Linked DNA regions of Homo sapiens: region 1 is linked to region 2. Evidence: read pairs that join two places in POLR2A ChIA-PET (ENCODE). Cell type or tissue: PC-3. All regions are shown on one strand. Links, peaks and the distances in the headings refer to the core of each region. The heading gives the core; the rest is flanking DNA.

Region 1 (11,775 bases), core at 1,466-9,465, 100 kb before region 2:
TTTTAAAACTAATTATTGATTTTTATTTAGAGAATCTTCTTTGGCCATTTATGATAGCATGGCAGGATTTTATTGTGAAAAAAGTAGAATGCACCTAAACAAATCCTATATTATGTGTCAACCTTGAGATTCTATTCTCTGTATTGTATTCTGTCTAGTTCTTTAGTAGCTCTCCCTTTCAAGAGAGATTAAAATTAATTGTACAGGTTTTCTGTTTCATTCAAACCTGTATGTGTTTTTAAATTATTTGAATTTGCATTTAAAATCCTGTTATTACTGCAGTCATTTCCTAGTCACGAATGTTTAGAAGTCCCTATTAGTGGCACAGATAAACTTCTAATACCCAGTAATACTTTATCCCCTTAAAAAAAAAAAGACCATTTGTATATTATCTTGTGTTTTATTTTGTAGATAGGTGGTTTTACTGTTATGTCTAATGACATTCATAACAATTTAAAAGAGTAATTTTGAAAGGTAGTTCTGAGTTTCAGTAATTAAAAAGAATAGCCTAAGCACATTTCTATTTTTCATATTACACTTAACTAGATATTTTTGATGAAGGCAAAAATTATTTGACCTATTTGTTTCTAAAGTAAGGATCATAAACAAAAATAAATAATTTTTTTAAACTCTTGAATCTGCATATGAAGCAGTTCATTTTGCAAGTATTTATCATATTTGATTGCATTTATTTTTAATGGTACATGATAAACGTCTTTTAGAAAGTTTTAAAGTAGTTATTTTAGAACACAATAAACATCTTTTACAAGGCCCTTTAGAGGTTTTCATTCATATAAAAGTGTTTCTCTTGAGTTTAAATATTTAATTAGAATCTGTTAATCTATGTTGCATTATAATAATGGCAGGATACTGATGTGTTGGAAATATTTACACTGAATCTTTTTTTTTTTTTTTTTTTGCTGGTGTAAGGGTGTTTGAAGTTCCTAAAGAGTGATTTCGCTGGGATTATTTTAATACCACCATATTAGAAGCCTGCTAACTACAAACTGGACTTTACAGAATATTAGATAAAATATACAGCTAAATTGCTGTGATTTGGTTGTGATGTGATTTCATTTAAAGTATGTAAAGAAGAGGAGCAGTAAATATCTCTCTGTAAGAGGAGCTAAATCAGATGTCAGTGAAATGATTCATGTGCCAACTGGAATAGTTAACATGCATTTTATTCTACTGTCTAGCAGGAGGAGGTGGGCTATAGAAAATGAATTCTCCACTAAATAATTTACAACAATTATATCAAATTTTAATAATGAGCTAAGAAGGCATACATATGATTCATGTTCTCACAGTTTCCTACATTAGAGATTAATTGTGCTTTTGTTAAACAAAAATGTACTCTTATAAATATTTTTAATTAGTAAATCATGATTAGTTTTATATTTATAGAGTAGCATCGTTTGATCAATTTTTAGCTGTAGCTTCATATGAAGCTAAAATATCACAGCTAAATCTGTTGTCTCAAATGCCAGCTCATGAGAATTTGCTCCTAATATCAAGAAACGCCCTGAATTGTTTGTTGGCTTTATCTTAACTCAAATATGTAAAGGGGACAGTAGAACATTTTTCTTTCGAATCACAGAGAGTTCAGTGACCTTTCTGTGGCAAATTACATAGAAAGAAAATATTTATATTCATTTAAAATAACCTCTGTGAAGAAATAGTCTCATTACCCTGTTTGATCAATTTCTTGTAGCCTGAGCTGTAGCATGCTGCTATTGCCATTGGTTGATGGAATACACTGAGTAGTGGCTAATGGTGATGGTGCTCATCAGGAAGGGTTCAGCCAGCGGTCAGCAACAAATAATTCAAGACTGTTTCTAAGTTTGTGGCTGGTGGAATTTGCTTTTTGCCCCAAGCCAGCGGCATTGCTGAGCTGGGCTATTTGATTAGAAGAGAGGCATATTTGCTTCTTAGCAACTGCACATTTGCACAACCCATAGTCCTTTACTGCCTCCAAAGGTTTTCCTTTTGTGGTGGTAGAATAATACTTTATTGTTGATTGACAGACAAAAGAAGTTCTAATACAAGGCAAGCTTATAACCATTTTTGTTGTTGTTGGCTTTAAAAAATTTCAGCTACATACGCCATTTTTTGAAAAAGTATAGACAAAAGGTATGTATAGTGTAAATCAGTATGGAAACCCCAATATGCTAGATTTTTAATATATTATCAAGGAGGTTTGCACAGCATGAATACAATTGCATACTGTTACTTTTGTGCCTAGCAGGTTCAATGATAGAAAATCAATTCTGACTCCAGTGTATGTACCTATATCAATATTCTGGGTGTTTGCAGTCTCCAACTAGAATTAATGCTAGAGAAAATTTAACTAATAATTTTTAAAAAAATTGAAGTTAGTAGAACATCTATATAGCTTTGTCACATTTAAGAACTAGTTTTTATATAAGATTAGAAGTCAAATTTTGAATTCTGAATACAGCGTGAGTATAGAATTTGGAATATAGTTCTCACAGGAATGAACTTACCTTTAATAGAAGACAGAGGTATTTATAACTCAACAGTTAAGAAACAAGTGAGAAAAGATAAATTTGGGGAGGACAGTTTGAGTTTTATGATCCTGGGAAACCAGGACCGGAAAAAAACAGGCTTTTTTTTTTCTTTTTTAAAAAAGCATGGTTTTATGGCTTTTCTCACTGAAACTGTATGGTTAGGACTTGAATCTCAAGATTTTAAGGAAGATGGTATAAAAAGTGATACGACCATAGATGATAATTTTATTCTTGCATTATTTTTGGTAATAGTTTTTTAACATACCTATTATACCTTAAAGAAATAATGCGAAACTATTTGAGTCAATACATTTTGATATACATCATTTAAACCCATTGTTTAACATATTTTGTCGACGTAATTCATGGTAAAATGAAATGGCATCTGTAAGATTAATTGCCATTGGTTGATTTTTTTATATTCTATGAAGTTATGTTTAGAACATATGGTGCTTTTTTAAGGGATTTTTTTTTGTATTTTTGTCTCCTAAGGTTTAGAACAGATATGAGAATTTCCGTAATTTAAGATGAACAACAGAAAAGTGCACTGGTGTGAATTATCCAGTTCACAAATCTTGAAACATGTTTTGGGATTTAGGGAAGTTAAAGCAAGTGCAGACATTAACATAGACATAAAGTGTATATGGGCAAATACTCTCATTTCCCAGTAAAAGGACCTTAGGATATATCAGTATGCATAATATGACCATCACTCTATTTACTTACTAAGACATAGCCATTTTAGTGGCAACCTAGAGCCCAAAAGAGGGAAAAGAAGTGAGGTTGAGTGATTTGATATTGCAAGGCAGTAATATGCCCCTTTGTATCAAGCAGCTGTCCCTTTGCAATTTCGGTTAACATCTTTGAAACAGTTCCCTTAAAAACAAATCAGGGCCCTAGGAGGAAATAGAAAATACTTTTAAGAGTGGTTTTAAATTGTTTAAAAATTAACATGCCTGCAAATAAATTCCCAAAGTTAGGATGTGACTTTAATGTTATATAAATTAAGGTTATAGCTTTTGCTAGCATTTTACTTATAAGGTAAATTATGGGAATTTGATGTAATAAGGAAAATGTTCTTTAAATTACTAAACTCTCTTGCAAATAGTTGCAAAATGGCATTTTAAAACTCTAATCTACTACATTAAAATTACTTGTATTTATTAGTCTGTATCATTAGATGGCATTTACTACTAAGTGCCCTTTTCTTCTCTTTTAATAGCTTAACAGTTTCTTATTTTGGGATACATAACAAAAGACAGTTTTCTTAGTGGGGCTTTATGACAATTATCACCTGCAGGTGGAGGGGGGATCTGTTTTATTACTGACTAGTTTCTTCCCTCCATCTCCCATTGCAAATATAAAAAGTACAAAGTAATGTACAAAATGGTGTTCTTTTGGACTTAAGTTTTTACATATAGGTCCATTTGTTGAGAGAGAAGAGGAACAGAGACAAATAGAGGTTTCTGGTGCTTTTCTACTAGGTAAAGAGGGTGTAGGGACAGGGAAAGAGAAAGATGGTGTGGTTTGGGGATATGGATGGGATTTTTTAATTTGTTCAACAGAAATTTTCAGTGCTCCAGTGGCTTCCTGAAGCCTTTAAGGTAAAATCAATAGAGAAATATATCAGAATAATTTTCAGTGGCATGCATGATGAATTATTGTTTTATTATTGAAGAAACTATGGCCCAGAGAGATTAGGTGATTTGCCCAAAGCTACACAGCAAATAATGGTGGAGCTGAGGTAGAAATTTAGGTCTTTTTTTTCTCCAAAGCCTACAATCTTTTTCTGGTGGAACACGAATACCTGCTCTTCAGGCTTGTTGTGTTTAGGGACATGAGCTTTGGATGCTAACAAATAAGAGATGAAAGCTCTGAGACTTGCTTTGTGACTGGTCAAACTACTTGACTTCATTTTATTTTTATTTTTTAATTTAAAAAACTTTAAATTGACAATTAAAATTATATATAGGGCTGGGGGTGGTGGCTCATGCCTGTATTCCCAGCACTTTGGGAGGCCGAGGTGCGCGGATCATGAGGTCAAGAGATCGAGACCATCTTGTGCAACATGGTGAAACCCCGTCTCTACTAAAAATACAAAAATTAGCCAGGCATGGTGGCGTGTGCCTGTAGTCCCAGCTACGCGGGAGGCTGAGGCAGGAGAATCGCTTGAACCTGGGAAGTGGAGGTTGCAGTGAGCTGAGATCGCACCACTGGACTCCAGCCTGGTGACAGAGTGAGACTGTGTCTCAAAGAAAAAAACAAACAAAAACATGTATATATATATATGGTACACAGCATGATGTTTTGATATGTGTATACATTTTAGAATGGCTAAATCAAGTTATTTAGCTCAAGTGTTACCTCATGTACTTATATTTTTGTGGTGAGAACCTTTGAAATCCACTGTTAGCAATTTTCAAGTATAAGTAGGTTAAGCAGTCACCGTGATGTACAATAGATTTCTGAACTTACTCCTCCTATCTAACTGAAATTTTGTATCCTTGGACTAGCATCTCCCCATTCCTCCTATTCCTCAGTGTCTGGTAACCACCATTTTGCTCTCTGTTTCTGTGAGTTTGACTTTTTTGTTTTTCTTGTTTTCTTTTTTTTTCTTTCTTTTTCTTTCCTTTTTTTTCTTTTAGAGACATGGTCCAGGCTGGAGTGCAGTGGTGCAATCTCAGTTTACTGTAACCTCAAGCCATCTTCATGCCTTAGCCTCCTGAGTGGTTAGGACTACAAGGGTGTACCACAATGACTGGCTAATTTTTTTATTTTTGTGGAGATGGAGACTTGCCAGGTTGGCTAGTCTGGTCTTGAACTCCTGGCCTCAAGTGATCCTCCTGCTTCAGCCTTCCAAAACACTGAGATTACGGGTGCGAACCACTGTGCCCAGCCCAACTTTTTAACACTACATATAAATTAAGATCATGCAGCATTTGTCTTACTGTGCCTGGCTTTTTTACTTAACTTAATGCCCTCCAGGTTCATCCATATTGGCACAAATGACAAGATTTCCTTCTTTTGAAAGGCTAAATGGTATTCCATTTTATACATATACTACATTTTCTTCATCTATTCATCTTCATGGACACTTAGGCTGATTCCGTATCTTGGCTATTGTGAATAATGCTACAGTGAAGATGGGAGTGCAGATATCCCCTTGACATACTGATTTTGTATCTTTTGGATATATTCCCAGAAGTGGGATTACTGGATCATATGGTAGCTCTATTTTTAATTTTTTGGGGGAAGCTCCATACTGTTTTCCATAATGGTTGTTCTAATTTACATTCCCACAAACAGTATACAAGGCTTTCCATTTCTTCACATCCTCACAAACACTGGTTATCTTTTGTCTTTTTGATAATAGCTGTTCTGACAGGTGTGAGGTGTTATCTCATTGTGGTTTTAATTTGCATTTCCCTGATGTCTAGTGGTATTGAACATTTTTTTTGTATACCTGTTGGACATTTGTAGGTCTTCTTTTGAGAAAAGTTTATTCAGGTCCTTTGCCCACTTTTTTTTTTTTTCTTGTGAAACGAAGTTTTGCTCTTGTTGCCCAGGCTGGAGTGCAATGGTGCGATCTTGGCTCACTGCAACCTCTGCCTCCCGGGTTCAAATGATTCTCCTTTCTCAGCCTCCCAAGTTGCGGGATTACAGGCACATGCCACCACACCCGGCCAATTTTTGTATGTTTAGTAGAGATGAGGTTTCATCATATTGGTCAGGCTGGTCTCAAACTCCTGACCTCAGGTGATCTGCCCACCTTGGCCTCCCAAAGTGCTGGGATTACAGGCGTGAGCCACCGCGCCCGGCCAGACCACTTTTTTATTGAGTTTTGTTTTCCTACTATTGAGTCTGTTGAGTTCCTTATGTATTTTGGATCTTAACCCCTTACCAGATGTGTGGTTTGCAAATATTTTCTCCTATTCCATAGGCTGTCTCTTCACTCTGTTGATTGTTTCCTTTGCCGTACAGAAACTTTTTAGTTTGATGTAACCCCATTTACCAACTTTTGCTTTTGTTACCTGTGCTTTGGGGGTCATATCTAAAAATTCTTTGCCAAGACCAACATCATGGAGCTTCTCTTCTGTTTTCTTCTAATATTTTTAGTTTCAGGTATTCCACTTAAGTCTTTAATTCACTTTGAGTTGATTTTTGCCGTAGGCATTGTTGTTATACCCATTTTGTACATGAAGAAATTAAGGTATAGAGAGACTAGGTTACATGCCTAGTAAGTATCGGAACCAAGGTTGAGACCCAAGCCATCTTATTCCAAGGCTTGTCCCTTCCTTTTTTTTTATTATGGTAAAAGACACATATTATGAAATTTACAATTTTAACCACTTTTAAGTATACATTTCAGTGGCATTAAGTATATTCACAATGTTGAGTAACCACCAATCACCGTTTTCATAATGTTTTCATCATTGTAAACGGAAACTCTGTATCCATTAAACAGTAACTCCCCATTCACCCACCTCCCTACCCTCTGCTCCCACAACCTCTATTCTATTTTTAGTCTCTGAATTGGCCTGTTCTAGGTACTTCATGTGAGTAAAGTCATACTGTATTTGTACATTTGTGTCTGGCTTATTTTACTTAGCATAATGTCTTTAAGGGTCATCATGTTGTAGCATGTATCAGAATTTCATTCTTTTTTTAAAGCTAATAATATTCTATTATGTATGTATACCAAAATTTATCCATTCATCTGTTCATGGACATTTATTTGGGTTATTTCCATCTTTTGGTTATTATGAATACTGCAGAGCCTACACTTTTGACCACAGCCCTATACAGATGTATTAATTATTTATTGCTGTATAGCAGATTACCCCTAAACCTGTGTATTATTTTATTATCACAGCCATACCTCAGAGATATTGTGGGTTTGGTTTCAGACCACTGCAATAAAATGAATATTGCAATAAAGCAATTCATGAGTTTTTTGATTTATATGCATAAAAGTTATGTTTACACTATACTGTAGTCTATTAAGTGTGCAATTAGTATTATGTCTAAAAAACAATGTGCATACCTTAATTTAAAAATACTTTATTGCTAAAAAAAGTGCTAACAATCATCTTACCCTTCAGCAAGTTGTAATCTTTTTGCTGGTGGAGCGTCTTGCGTCAATGTGGATCACTGCTGACTAATCAGGACAGTGGTTGCTGAAGGTTTGGGATGGCTGTGGCAATTTTTAAAAGTAAGATAACAGTGAGTTTTGCCACATTGATTGACTCTTCCTTCCATGAAAGATTTCTCTGAGGCATGTGATGACATTTGCTAGCATTTTACCCAAAGTAGAACTCCCTTTCAAAATTGGAGACTGTATTAGTCCATTTTCACACTGCTATAAAGAACTACCTGAGACAGGGTAATTTATAAAGGAGGTTTAATTGACTTGCATTTCCACATGGCTGGGGGCGCCTCAGGAAACTTAAAATCATGGCAGAAAGTTAAAGAGACACAAGCAGCTTCTTCACAAGGTGGAAGGAGAGACAGAGAGCAAGGAGGGAACTGCCAAACACTTTTAAACTATCAGATCTTGTGGGAACTCACTCACTATCACAAGAACAACATGGGGAACCCCCACTTCCCCGATGATCCAATCACTTCCCACCAGGTCCTTCCCTGGACACGTGAGGATTATAATTCGAGATGAGATTTGGGTGGAGACACAGAGCCAAACCATATCAGAGGCAATCCTCTCAAATCCTGCCACTGCTGTATCGCCTAAATTTATGTAATATACTGATCCTTCCATTATTGTCATTTCATCAATGTTCACAGTGTCTTTACTGGTAGTAGATTCCATCGCAAGAAACCACTTTTTTTGCTCATCCTAAGAAGCAACTTTGCATCCCTTCAAGTTTTATCATGAGATTTCAACAATTCAGTCACGTCTTCAGGGCCTACTTCTAATTGTAGTTCTCTTGCTATTTCCATCATATCTGCAGCGACTTTCTCCACTGAAGTCCTGAACCTCTAAGTCATCCATAAGAGTTGGAATCAGCTTCTTCCAAACTCCTTGCACTTTTATGTTATGAAGATGGCTTCTTTCCTTAAACCTCATGAACCAACCTCTGCTAGATTTCAACTTTTCTTCTGTGGCTTCCTTACCTCTCAGTCTTCATAGAATTGAGCAGAGTTAGGGCCTTGAGCTGCATTAGATTTCACCTTAAGGGAGTGTTGTAACTGATTTAATCTTCTATCCAGACCACTGACACTTCATATCAGCAAAAAGGCTTTTTTGCTTTCTTACCATTTGTGTATTCACTAGAGCAGCACTTGTATTTACCTTCAATGACTTTACCTTTGCATTCACAACTTGGCTGTTTGGTGCAAGAGGCCAGCTTTCAGTCTGTCTTGGCTTTCAACATGAATTTCTTACCAAGCTTAATCATTTCTAGCTTTGTTTGTTTGCTTTGCAGCCTCAAATTCCCAGGCTCAAGGGCTTCTCCTACCTGTTTCCTGAGTAGCTGGGACCACAGGCATATAACGCCATACCTGGCTTATTTATATTTTTTATATTGATTTGTTTATTTATTGATTGATTGAGATGAGGTCTCACTATATTGCCCAGGCTAGTCTCAAACTCCTGGGCTCAAGTGATCCTCCCACTTTGGCCTCCCAAAGTGCTGGGATTACAAAAGTGAGTCTAGCTTTTGATTTAAAGTGAGAGGTGTGTGATTCTTCCTTTTATTTGAAAACTTAGAAGTCATTGTAGGGTTATTAATTGGCCTAATTTCAATATTGTTATGTCTCAGGGAATAGGGAAGCCCAAGGAGAGGGAGAGAGACAAGGGGAAGAGTCAGTCAGTGGAACAATCAAAACATACACAATATTTATCAATGAAATATGCTATCCTATATGGGTGTGGCTCATGGTTCCCAAAACAATTACAATGGTAACTATAGATCACCGTAACAGATATAATAATAATGAAAAAGTTTCAGATGTGAAAATTACCAAAAGGTGACACAGAGACACAAAGCCAACACATGCTGTTGGAAAAATGGTGCCGATAGACTTTCTCGACAGAGTTGCCACAGACCGTCAACTTGTAGAAGGTGCGATGTCTGCAATGTGCAATAAAGTGAAATGCAATAAAATGAAGTGTACATATATTTATTATTAAGTAATAAACCTTTTATTCTCACATTTCTGTGAGTCAAGCATTGGGGAATGGCTTAGCAGTCTCTGGCTTAGAACTATTCATGAAATTGCAGTCAGAATTTTAGCTGAGGCTGCAGTGATCCGAAAGTTTGAATCCACTTTCAGGGAGGCTCACTCACATGGCTGCAAGTTGGTGCTGACTGTTGTCAGGAGGCCTTGGTCCCTTTTCACATGAGTTTTTCCACTGTCTACTTGAGTGCCCTCATGACTTTGTAGCTGGCTTCCCCCGAAGAAAGAGCCGAGTAGAAGCTATATATTTTTTTATGACCTAGTCTCAGATGTCACATAGCATCACTTTAGCCACATTCTGTCCTTTAGAATCAAATGGGTGAAGTTGACCCCCATTCAAGGGGAAAGGGATTAGGCTCTGCCTTTCGAAGGAGGAGTGTTAAGGAATTTGTGAACTCATTTTAAAATCAGCATACCTGATTAGAATAATGAAGAAAGTAATCACTGGTAACAGAAATAATTCCTACAAAAATTATGGTATACAACTGTCTAGAGACATTTTCTGTACATATATGACATCATAGTCTGTTGATTGTTTCATAATCTGATTAAAAATTTTTTATTTTAAAGAGACAGGGTGTCACTATGTTGCCCAGGCTGGTCTCAAGCTCAAGGGAACCTCCCACATCAGCCTCTAAAGTAGGTGGGAATATAATTGCTCACCACCATGCCCAGCTTTATAATCTGATTTCAAAACTAACCCCTGTTAAAATTGTAGTATATTATCTGTCTAGAGACATTTTCTGTGCATATTAGACATCATATTCTGGATACTGTGTTTTATACTTTAATTTTTTCATACTATAGGAAACATCTTTCCATGATAGTAAGCATTTTTTATACATTGGCTGTTAATCTTTTAAGGATTTCCCAATAATGGTATTTCACTGTTAACTGGCTTTTCTTTTTACTAGTTGATGGTGAATTTAAAAAATATTTTATTCATTATTTGCATTTTTAATAAATTGCCTTTTTATTTATTCCTGCATTAAAAATTGGCACTTTTTTTTTTTTTTTTTGAGACGGGGTCTCACTCTGTCACCCAGGCTGGAGTGCAGTGGTGCTATTTCGGCTCACTGCAACCTCCGCCTCCCGGGTTCAAGTGATTCTCCTGCCTCAGCCTCCTGAGTAGCTGGGACTACAGGTGCGTGCCACCATGCCTGGCTAATTTTTGTAATTTTAATAGAGACAGCGTTTCACCACATTAGCCAGGATGGTCTCAATCTCCTGACCTTGTGATCTGCCCGCCTTGGCCTCCCAAAGTGCTGGGATTACGGGCCTGAACCACCAGGCCCGGCCCGGCACATTCTTTTTATTAAACATTATGTGTTAAGGATTCTAAAACATTATCATGTAAGGTATAAATATTTCTTCTTTGCTTATAATTTGTGGTATTGATTAAAACAAATTGTAGAAGTATAGAGTTAGAAAGGATAACAGAGGAAATTTAGTCCAACACTTCTTTTTAAAATTTTTTTAAAATTATTTTTTAAAAAATTTTGTGGGTATATAGTAGATGTATACATTTATGGGGTACATAAGACATTTTGATACGGGCATGCAGTGTGACATAGGCACATCATGGAGCATGGGCCATCCATCCCCTCAAGCATTTATCCTTTGAGTTCCAAATAATCCAATTACATTCTTTAAGTTATTTTAAAATATACAATTAAGTTACTGTTGACTATAATCACCCTATTGTGCTATTCAATAGTAGGTCTTATTCATTCTTTCTATTTTTTTCATACCCATTAACCTCCCCCTCCAATCCTCCACTACTCTTCCTCGCCTCTGATAACCATCCTCTACACTCCGTGTCTATGAGTTCAGTTGATTTGATTTTTAGATCCCACAAGTAAGTGAGAACATGCAGTGTTTGTCTTTCAGTGCCTGGCTTATTTCACTTAACATAATGATTTCCAGTTCCATCCATGTTGTTGCAAATGACTGGATCTCATTCTTTTTTATGGCTGAATAGTACTCCATTGTGTATATGTACCACATTTTCTTTATCCAGTCATCTGTTTATGGACACTTAGTTGCTTTG
Region 2 (11,775 bases), core at 1,772-9,771:
AACGGTATCAATTGTTACTCAAGTTTAAAAAAAGAACCCTCAAACCCATCATTGACTTCTTTCTTGGTCTCCCCACCTCTCCTAATTTGGTCAGTTGCCAGTTACTCCTGATTCTGCCACTAAAACATCATCCATCCCTGGCTCTCTGCTCACTCAGGCTTTAATAATTTCTCACCTGGATCATTACAAAAGCTCCTAAGTGGTCTCCCCACTTCCTGTGTGTGTATCTCTTTCTCTAACCAGCCTGATATAGCCTATTCTACGTGGTGCCAACAGATTGATTTCCTAAAATATAACATGGTCAAATTAATCCCTTGCTCATTAACCTTTATGAGTTCCCAACCCCTAGTAAACCAAGTTCAAACTAACTGGCCAGGCCCTGAGCCATGGTCCCACACAAATCCACCTTTCCAATCCCATTTCTGCTGCTCAGACTTATGCTCCAGACAGACTGAACTCTTCACTAACCCTTAGCCCTTCCCTGGACTGCCTTCATCAACTGTGTAGCTCTAGATGCCTTAAACAAAATCAATATATTGAGTTAATTAATTCAGTGACAAAAATCCAGCCAAATAGCACACAGATCAAACTTTAGTTGATGTGGCTTTTCATTTTTTTGTCCACAAAGTCGCTGATGAACTCTACCATATTTTCTAACATATCTCACTATCTGCAAGGTATAGGGTGGGTACTCAGATGATCAATAAATAGCCCCTGTTCTCAAATATACCATAATTTAATAAGAGGAACAGATATATGAAATCTAACTATAGAAAAAAAACAATTAAAAGACATATGCTCTCACCAATTCCAAAGCCTGGTATGTATTACTATATATCTTGGCCATTATTTCCTCTATCCACACCTTTGTGGAACCTTTATAGTCACTGCTTCAGAAACAATGAAAATACCCTTGTTGATTCTATATATTTATTACACCATTATATAGCATTGGTATAAATATAGTATTTTCGTTAAACCTGCTCAGGTGGAACCTTCGTGGTCATTCCACTAGAAACAAAATACCCTTGAAATTCTCTATATTTATTGGGCATAATACAGTATTTTTATAAGTATAGGGTGAGTTAATAAACACAGTATAGTATCATGGTATAATAGTAAATATAGTATTATAATATCATTATCCTCCAGCATTCTGGAAATTAACACATATTCAGAACATCTCATCTGATGCTGAGACAACGTATATAAAAGAATTCAAAACCTCCTTTATAAACCGGTTAATAATTTTTCATTTAGTGGGGAAAATGTTTTCAAGAAAAAAAGACTTCAGAAGTTTCTTAAGTCCTATCTTTCTGCTGCTCCAAAGTGTTGAATGGCTCACCACAGACCATAGGATAAAATGCGTATTTGTTACCTTGGCATTCAAAGGTCTTCCACAGTCTTGCTGAAATCTCACAGTCTAGCCTAATCACTGCTATAATGCAACACTTCTCCAATTTTAACAAGCTGACTTGCTCTTTATTTTCCCCACGCATATCCCATACATTTCCAACCTCACATTTGTGTTCTTACACTTCTGTCTTTATAGAATGCTGTCCCGTTTGTTCAGTTTCTAACCATATCCTCCCTGCTCTCTAGGCCCAGATCAAATCCCATCTCCCCAAAAGAGCCATCCCAGCATGAAGTGACCTCTGCTTCTCTGAGCTTCTCTAAACTTTTCTAACACCATTCATTTGAATATTAATTACAACTTCGTGACATTTTAAATGTTGATATGTGCTATTCTGTAAATCTTAACACTTTTCATGTGATTATTTGGCAAACAAGCAAATGGATGGTTCCTTATAGCTTTATTATATTTGCAAACTCCTCTAGTGCAAGGATCAAACCTTATATTTCCTGGCACCCCCAGAGTACTTGACCAAGTGCCTTCCTCATAAGAATTCAATAAATAATACCTGAATAGTGCAAAGTCTTTAGTTAAAGGGGTCTATTAGGTAAATTAAGAGAAACTTTCTCTTTATGATGATTATTTTCCTGACATGAATTACTGCAGAATCCTAAAAGAATGATTACCAAACAGTATACTATCAGTGGTATATTGAAGCATGGCTGATCCCCCATAACTTCATTAAAATCTAACATTACTATTCCAATGGGCAGAGTCTCAAATAAACTTAGGAAATGTAATACATTGAGTGATGAAAAGCTCTTATATCATCAATCCTTTGGGCCATTAAAGATAAATCATCTACTATGAGCAACAGAACCAACTTGAGTTACCAGTTCCCTATGGCAGGCTAGTCATCTCGAGCAAGACATTTCCCAGGAAATGACATTCTCCTTTGCTTCCACTCATTCATTAACACAGGTAAAGTAGATCTAAAGAGCACAGGATCATAGTTAGGATTTTTAAAACCTGCCTTCTCTAAGGACTTAATGTGACTAGTAAGCAAATGGTACATTTTATATTTAAAAGTAAACTCAGATATGGAAATCTGCACAAGCAACTTAAAGGATGGTGAAACAAGGTTTAAGAATCAATGATTAGATAAGTCCTTGGGGAAAATGTTTAAACATTATCTTTCAGGCAATTACTTTGATTCAGTGGGCAGAGAGGAATCATTGGAGGGCCTCAAAAAGAGGAAGGCTGAGGTTAAGATTCAGGCTGCTCACTCCTAGTACTAGCTCTGACATACTTTAAGCCCTTTGTTTCCCTTTTCCACTCCACACCCTTTGCTTCTATTAAGCTAGTTCCTTTTCTCAGACCACTGCTTATGAGTCCTGCTCCCAATTTCACATTGCCTATTACACTCTCTCATATACCAGATAGCCTCATTTCACTTCTGTTAGCAGCCTGTGTTTTCTTTCAGAAACTACCTTACTTCTCAGTTCTTCCTGGAAACCTAGCCTGATAAGGTGAAGGTCATCTGTACCCATAATAAAATATCCCATCTCCCTATGTTTTATACTTATAAGTATAAAAGACAGTAACCCAACACATGTAGATATACATGTCTAGACACTTTGTGAATTTGAGCCTAGGTTTTTATTTTATACTTTCTAAGAGCTCAGCATTAATTTAAAAGTATTCTGCAGAGATCATCTAATATTCTAATAAATCAACTGAAAAAGAATACTAAAGAAAATGAAACATGAAATGAGAAAAGCAAAAAGAAAACACCCAATTTTTATGTAAGCAATTCAATTATTCATGCAACAAATATTTATTAGGCAGCTATTACATGTCAGGCACTGTGCTAGACACTGGAGATACAGTGTTGACCAATATGACTCAGAATTTATTAATTAGAAATAAATATAACAAATGATAAGAAATGGTTATGAAAAGAGGCCGAAGAGAGACTGATAAAGAACAAAGATCCAAGCCAAGTCTATGGCAGTAAATGAGATACCTAAAAGGGCTTGTCTGTTCAGTGCTACTCATACCCAGTAAGAAATATGTGGTTCTGAACACCACCTATAGAACATACTGAAGATGAAAGTAAAAGGATTAAGGTTGGGGAGTTTACTAAATGGAGATCCTTTTGAAAAATGTTTAGGTGGGGTAACTATTGGTATATACGGAAGAGACCAGATTATAGCACATTCAATGTTATAGGGAAACGGGAGTTCATATTCATGAAGAGATTTAAGAAAGAGTTAATAAGAAAAAGACTTTGAAAAACACCCCCCAAATCCCTTCAACATTTAAACCCATTTTTTTTGCCCCTACAATAATAAAAAAAGACTTTCCAAAGGAAGTGGTGGAAGAAACCCCATTGCTCAAGACATTAAAAACCAGATGGTCCAAAGCCCCAGCAAACATTCACGTGGGATCAATCCTTCACCCAGTGAAAGCAAAGAGATGGGACCAGTGTAATAATGTGTTTTGAATCTCTAGCTTAGAAATGCTATGAAAATAACAATTCACATTGCCTTGGACTTTTCCTTAATGTCTTAGCTCTTCTCTGTGCTCCTTCAGCTTTCAGGGTTGACTTCTGTTAGAGCTGGCCACACAGGAATTTGCCTGTTTACTTGGAAGTCTCTTCTGCTAGGTCCATGTATTGTGAGCTTATCAGGTTTTCTCCTTACCTCTATGAGAGTGCTGTATGCCCTGGGTTCTGGAAGTGTTTTTCTTAAGTGCTTCTCCTAAGGATGGTTTTATGTTTGCTTCTGCTAGAACCCCAGGAGTTTTGAAATTTTTATGTTAAATTTCTTGGCTTGGGAATACCATGCTTGAGGATGGTATAAACTTGGATCTCACATTGGACAGGCTTGGGGGTTTGATTTCTCACAGGAAGCCCCATGACCTCCAGCCCTGGAAAAACAGAAAGCTTCCTTGTTTCTTCCCTGGGCTGTTGGGGGTCTCATTTGTATCTCTGTGCTTCTCACAGGCCCAAAGCCTTGTCTCCTGTGTCCATGAAGATGTTAAAACTCCAGCCTCAACCCCACCATGCAAATGATCAGTATGTTGCTTTGAGCAAGTGGGGAAGGACAGGTCTGTTTCAGCTTGGTTGACCATATTGCTAGAGGTTGAATTCCTAAGCCATAAGTTATGAATTAACACTGCAGTGAAGACTTAATTATAAGTGCTTGATTTAGAAACTTTATTTCAAGTCAAACAAAATTTTGTGTATGTGCTATAGGCAAGGTTCTGTGCTAGGTGTCTAATATCCTGTCTCCTATGTACTAAGGGGCTTTATAATTATAATATTAATTACTTCTTTTTTTTTTTCTGAAATGGTATCTCACTCTGTCACCCAGGCTGGAGTGCAGTGGTGTGATCTTGGCTCACTGCAGCGTCGACTTCCTGGGCTCAAGCAGTCCTCCCACCTAAGCCTACCGAATAGCTGGGACTACAGGTGTGCACCACCATGCCCAGCTAATTTTTGTATTTTTAGTAGAGACAAGATTTCACTATGTTGCCCAGGCTGGTCTCAAACTCCTGGGCTCAAGCAATCCACCTGCCTTGGCCTCTCAAAGTGCTAAGATTACAGGTGTGACCCACTGTGCCTGGCTTTAATTACTTCTTGACAAGAAGAAATTTTTGTTAAATTTATGAAGGAAGAGATTTTAAATGGCCGCTGAATTTATGAAGCAAATTATCCCAATTAGCTGCTTAATGCTATTTAGGATAAAAATTACATTTGTATATACAAAGAATTACTCAAAAATTAAATCAAATAGAGATCCATCCAGACCCAAATGTACACTTTGGTTTTATAAGCTAAGACTAATACATATTTGCATTTGAAGTCATGTTAAATTAGGTTAATGTGGTTACTTTAGAATATATCTTTAAAATGGGGCTGGCATTTCAATCAGCTGAAGTCCTAATTTAAATAACCTATTTTATTCTGTGTGCTGATCAATCATTTTCTCCCCTAGAAAGTCAAACCAGTTTTTGCACTTTTCATTTGTAGAACTTACATGACATAAACATTATGTGACAGAAGTTGCTTGTTATTAAGAGAGAGAATATCATCTCAAAGAAACTTGTCATCTGGAAACAGGAAAAATCACATGAAGTAATTTTATTTGTATCATGGCTTTTTCACTGTTCGCTACATTTGTGACAGCTGATTTTATATTAAATATTAACAATATTCTGTTTATACTTGAATCTGCTGCAGTAGGATATAGATTTTACTCAGAATATTCCTGGTTGGAAAGAAGACTGTTCAGTTAAATGAGACACGTGAGGGCTAGTTATAAAAAAAACATAGATATTATATAACTAAGAAAATAAAGCTACCACTTTGATGTCAAAATTTGGTGCCAAAAGTTTGAAGTTTTACTTTACCCTTGACTCTTATAAAATTTTGTTTTGGGAGGTCAAAATTAGGAAAATATTGGCAATTTCATTTTATTCAAACTAATAAAAACACTTGTTAGCTATGGGTACATGTGTTAGAGAGTCATGGATATTAATATAAATAGTATGATTATAATGAATGAGTTATGGAGACAGTTAATCTATTTGTTAGAAAGAGTTATTGTTGGACTTTGGTAACCAAATAGGGTTATATTTCTCACTTTTAATAACACTTATACAATAAAAAACATTGATATATTTTGAGTTTCTAGCAGCAGAATGTCTTATTTGTTAATTTTAAAATAATTTTGGCAACATCTACTTTAAAAAAAGCCTAACTGAATTGTGTTGAATCTTTTGTGAAGTGTGTATGTATGTCCCTATGATTTGTTTTGTTTTGATTTTAACTTTTCAATATATGAAAATACCCATGAGACAGGCTCCTGCTAAATTTTTGGCCACTTTGTCATCAGAGCTATGAGTGTACGTTGTCAGTTGTTTAAACATTGTTGAATCCACTGTGGGTTGGCAAGAAGCATCTGGGAGCCAGACTTTTCCTGTGGACACATGCCAAGTAGTGTATTGTATTTCCTCACTAAATTGAACTATACTGAGATAATTTTTCTAGTTGAGTTTTTTTAATCCAGAAATTATTTTCCAAAGCTAAGTAAAGGGTCATATGATAAAGTTGTTTATAATAAAACCGCCTGAATTCTTTAATCACTGCTTGATAACTACTTTTATTTAGCTAGAATAGGTGTAAATAAGTCATGCAGTTAAACTACATTCAGATAGTTAACATTATGCTCTTAAGTAGACTGTTCAGGAAAGTGCATATGTCATTTTGTGTATTCTCTTTAAATCAATGATTTACTCTAAGCAAGGACAATAAACATTGAATGATCCCTTAATTAAGTACTATGGTTGGGCTTGCCATTAAATTTACATGTTTGATTGCATTATTTAATTAGATGGAAATAAAATCCCAAATTGCATTTTAATATACATAATTATGGCATAACATTTATTTTAACTAAAAGTGCTAGGAAAAGTTTATAAAATCTCATATTTAACTTTAAAAAAAATCAGTTGTTATTTGGGGATGAGAAAACAAGAAAGTTTCGTCATACTGGAAAATAGGCTAGAGGCTAGTTTTGGAGCTCTGGCACTGCCTAGACCCTAGGCCCCTAAGGTGGCAGGGATTTGTCCTCCCAGAGTGGATAAATTTACTTCATCTGCTACTCTGGGACACTGTGGGTGAGACCTTAAAAAAGTAAGATCTGGTTTGCCTGCCATGTACATTAAAAATATTCTGGCTCTTTTACATAAGAGCAGACATTTTGTTGATGTTGGCTTTATTTCTGGAATCCAAGTAAGAGAAACTTTGTAAATGAGAGTTCAACCTATCCCTTTAGGGGGCCAAAACTGAGCAAGTGTGTTGGTTTTTGAGCTCAAATTTTTATTCTTACGTACTTTGAAGGACAGCAAATGCTATTTTGCAAGAATGAGCATCAAGACCTCCATCAGATGAGTTTTACATGCCTAACCTCCCCTTCTTCCCCCTGCAGGTTCTACCTTGCTTCTTTTGGCAGCCCCTTTCTACAGAAATATACTAGTTCTAGCACATCTTTTCTCTTCAGCCATTATAACCTATTTTATCATAAATTAGTCTGTATGTCAAGAAGATATCTCTTACATTAGAATTGAAAACTTCTTAAAAACAATTCTGAAAGTCTGTGCACAGCCACTCATAGGTACGTGGAAATTCATATTTTGAGAGTGCCATTCTTTCGTATTACGAAAAGTGCTTTAATTTGCTGTATTTTTCATGTCTTACTGCAGTCATATCTGGTAAGAAACTATAGCTATCTTATTCAGGATTAATCAATCTTCTTAGGCTCCTGGCTAGGATTGAAGCTGCTCTCAGCCCTGCTTGCTTCAGGGCTTAGCCTAACTCTGTTTTTTCATCACATTTAGTCTCTGGGAGGGAGGTGATGGGAGATGATTTTTCCATTTGCAAGCTGCCTTTCAACTGGAAGAAAAATGGAAGGGGCAAATGCCAAGTTTTTCACTTTCTGTGGCCATTACAAACATGACTTGTCTCCTGTTTTTTCAGCAGTGTACACTATTTTTCAAAGGAGCATTTTTTTAAACGATTGTCAGTTAGCCAAATTATTTTATCATTGAAGAGTGTTAAAAATAAGAATATATGTCAATATGACATCATGATATTAACTTTCTCATAAGTTGCATGTTGTGACAATAGGTTAAAATGCTGTTTAATTAATTAACAAACAGGAGCAAGTAATATATGCAAGGTTTTACACCCAAAGGGAAGAAAAACTGTAGTGCTTCAGAACCTGGGCTCTGGAGGCAGACTGCCTGGGTGTAAATCCTGACACTAATTATTATTATAGCTGTGTTATGCTGAACAAGTTACTTAAGTGTTTCTATGCCTTCGTTTCATTATCTGTAAAATGTTAATGATGGGTTTTGAATGAGATTTATGTATATAGTACCTAGTGGTGTTTAGTACACAGTAAACAGATTATTATAATCACTGTTACAAATCTGCTATGCAGATTTGTGTTGACCACTTTACCTTATTTCATCCTCATAATAATTATCTAAAGCAGATTTTATAGTTCTGTTGTCCAGATGAAAAAACTGAGGTTCAGAGAGTTTAATTAACTTGTCTAAGTTTGTATAGCTAGTGAAAGAGGGTAATATAAACTTCTGGACTACAAATTATATTGCATTTATATAGTTATGTTGTATCTTTCAAATGCATATATGGGATTAACTCCTGTTTTGCTAATTCCATTATATAATTAATTTTACTTTGGTATTATTTAGTGACATATATCTGTATTTTGAAGCTTAAAATGTACTTACCTTCAAATAATGATAGAACACTGAAACCTTAGAGACCTTATGCAAAAGAAAGCCTTAGGACAACCATGTCCAATCCTTTGAATGCAGGGAGTTTTTTGCTTATTTGTGGTGGTGGATATCATGAAAATTATGCATGGAATTTTTTTTTTTAAAGCTCATCAGGTATTGTTAGTGTTAGTTTATCTTATGTGTGGCCCAAGACAATTCTTCTTCTTCTGGGGTGGCCCAGAGAAGCCAAAAGGTTGGACACCTGTGCCTTCGAAGATACGGCTCTGAGCCATGGTTCTCAAAAGTACTGTCCTGGGACCAGCAGCATGGGCTGGAAACTTGTTAGAAATGCACCTTCTCCAGCTCAGCCAAAATATACTGAATCAGAAACTCTGTGCATGGGGCACAGCAATCTGGGTTTTAAAAAGCCCACCAGGTGATTCTGATGCTGCTGAAGTTTGATAACCACTGCTCAAGATAAATACCACATCGTGGTGGTATGCCGAGATGTTGATGTGTCTCATAATCTCTATTCGCAAATTAGAAGTTACCTCATATTGCAGAGGGGAAATGTGGTGATAGTAGAAAAATACAAGTGAGGCTATTATTTGATAATTGCCCTATAAATATTAAATATTCAACACTATGTGCTTGATCCCTTTCATTCCTTGGATTGAGGCCTTCTAAGCAGGTAGAAGCTATTACTGTAGGGCACAGCAAACTAAGCACAAGGGAGTAAGACTGAGTGTGACTCTCTCCCCACCCTCAGTTTCTTACTGACTGGGACACACAGAACCAGGGATCAGGATGGTTAGTTTTTCTAGTATGCAGCAACTAGGAATCTTCAAACAAGAAGAACTGACAAACTGTCACTAAGAATATAGAGAAGGGGAGAGAGAGCAATAAACAATCATTATCATCATATCTTTTTCTTTCTTGAGATACGGTTCAAACATGGCTGGGCGCAGTGGCTCATGCCTGTAACCCCAAGCACTTTGGGAAGCCGAGGCAGGTGGATTGCTTGAGCCCAGGAGTTCAAGACCAGCCTGGGCAACATGGCAAAACCCTGTCTCTACAAAAAATACAAAAATCAGCCGGATGTAGTAGTGTGCGCCTGCAGTCTCAGCTACTTGGGAGGATCACATGAGCCTGGGAGGTAGAGGTTTCAGTGTGCTGAGATCATGCCACTGCACTCCAACTTGGGTGACAGTGTGAGACCCTGCCTCAAAAAAACAAAAAACAAAAAATATAGTTCAAACATGGAAGTGGCATATTTTAAAATGAGTGAGACAGAAGGATGTAGGAAATAAATAAGGAAACTGATACGGTGTCCACTTTTAATTGTGGAAAAAATTGGACAAAAGCAGATATCATCTTAGAATCCATGATAGCCACCGAAGAAAAGGCTGCCCATTACCCACACACATTTGCTAAGACTGTAGGAAGGCAGATTTCAGAAAATTCAGGGAAAGAATAAGCAAAAATATTGTGGTATTTTGTGGTATTAATGACAAACAAGTATTTTTAAATGCCATTTGAATTTTAATTGTAAATGATCTTAATGAGGGAAAAAAAGAGAAGTTAAAATAATATCCTTGTGCTAGAATCTATTCAATGATGCAAGTTTTATTTATTTATTTGTTTATTTATTTATTTATTTATTTATTTATTTTTGAGACGAAGTCTTGTTCTGTCGCCCAGGCCAGAGTGCAGTGGGGCAATCTCAGCTCACTGCAACCTCCACCTCCCGGGTTCAAGCAGTCCTCCTGCCTCAGCCTCCTGGGTTTACAGGTGCCCACCACCACACCTGGCTAATTTTTGTATTTTTAGTAGAGATGGGGTTTCACCATATTGGTCAGGCTGGTTTCAAACTCCTGACTGCAGGTGATCTACCTGCCTTGGCCTCCCAAAGTGCTGGGATTACAGGTGTGAGCCACTGCGCCCAGCCTGAATGCGAATTTTAAAGGGGGTATCCATCAACAATTGAAATAGCTGAATAACCAAAGAAAATATGAAAATAGCTTACATTTATAAATTATGATAAGCACAACCAAAAATGTATGACAGTTGTGTGTTTTTGTTTTCAAAACTTATTAGAGACAGTGGTTCAGAGAAAACAGCTCAGTTTCTATTTGCTCCTTTTCTGTTAAGAATCTTCCTCCAAGTAATAAGATTGGTAAGAGGGAACAGAAGCCCAGGATTGACAAAGATTCAAATAAAATACCTAGCTAGCCAAAACAAACTCCTTCTTTGTTCCAGGCTTGTTTAGGTAATATAAATAAGTCACTGGGGAGTCCACACCTGGAGTAAAAGTGGACAGTAGAGGAATGTTTGCAGTACCTTATGAGTGGAATAATAGAGGCCTGGACCAAGTCTGTGAGAACACAAAGGGGAGAGAGGCCAGCTGCTTCCCAGAGTGGGGATTGAGCTTTGCTTTAAAGATAAGTAGGACTTGGGTTTGTCTTCTGGCCCAGGTAAAACTGTCATACATTACAAGAGAAATTGTAAATGAAGTCATTGAGCTGCTGTCACTCATTTTGAGGGAAACATGAAGGATGAGAAAGACTTTAGAGGTCTGGAGTCTAGCAATTGTATTATAAACTTCAAAAACAGTAGAAAGTGTCTCAAGTTGGGTTCCCTGAAACAGACTCTAAGACAGTTTTATGTAGAAGGTTTATGGATGAGTGATCTTAGGACATACGCCGGATGAAAGTGAAGAAGGCCAGACTAGGCTAGGCGGACTCTTCAGGATTGTGCCAAATTGAGGCATAGGGGCTTGTCTTTGTATTCCTGCATTAGCTATTCATTGGCTCCAAGCCATTCTCTGGGAGGCCCTATAACCTTGAGTGAAGCAATTCCCTGCAGTTGAGGGCAATTTCTAGTGAGAGACGCAGTTATGAACCAACTGCAGCTTGAGTCCCAGCAGTTGGGGATGGCTGTGTTGGTTCTGAAAAGCGTATCTGGTATCCCTTTTCAGATGAATTCTGAAAATTCTAGATAGTTAATGGGCTATAAAGAGGACTCCAGAAACTGCTAACATAGAGTATCAAAGAGAGTCTTTTATGTTAACTAGAAGATGAAACACTAATTACTGGAACCCAGTATGAGTT

What was found. Peaks named below come from ENCODE experiments on the same cell type or tissue, not always from the same donor. Only the 100,000 strongest peaks of a DNase experiment are listed, where the experiment ranks them.
Region 1: POLR2A ChIA-PET joins it to region 2 with 5 read pairs; 4 of 35 experiments call an interaction of 5 or more read pairs at or near these places.

Annotation. Positions count from the first base shown.
Region 1 is chr7:26,803,708-26,815,482 of GRCh38, reverse strand. All of the region lies in intron 4 of SKAP2 (src kinase associated phosphoprotein 2), which reads left to right. LOC124901606 (a long non-coding RNA gene) reads right to left here and starts at 9,921. Exons shown (of 3, transcript XR_007060265.1): 1 at 9,836-9,921. In PC-3, for the core only: no CTCF peak of the experiment used is centred there; no DNase peak of the experiment used is centred there.
Region 2 is chr7:26,700,289-26,712,063 of GRCh38, reverse strand. The region is part of intron 9 of SKAP2 (src kinase associated phosphoprotein 2); the gene reads left to right. Among named protein-coding and RNA genes, the nearest start is that of LINC02860, 68 kb to the right of the region's middle. In PC-3, for the core only: no CTCF peak of the experiment used is centred there; DNase peaks (open chromatin) are centred at 2,253 and 6,293; H3K27ac peaks cover 505 bases.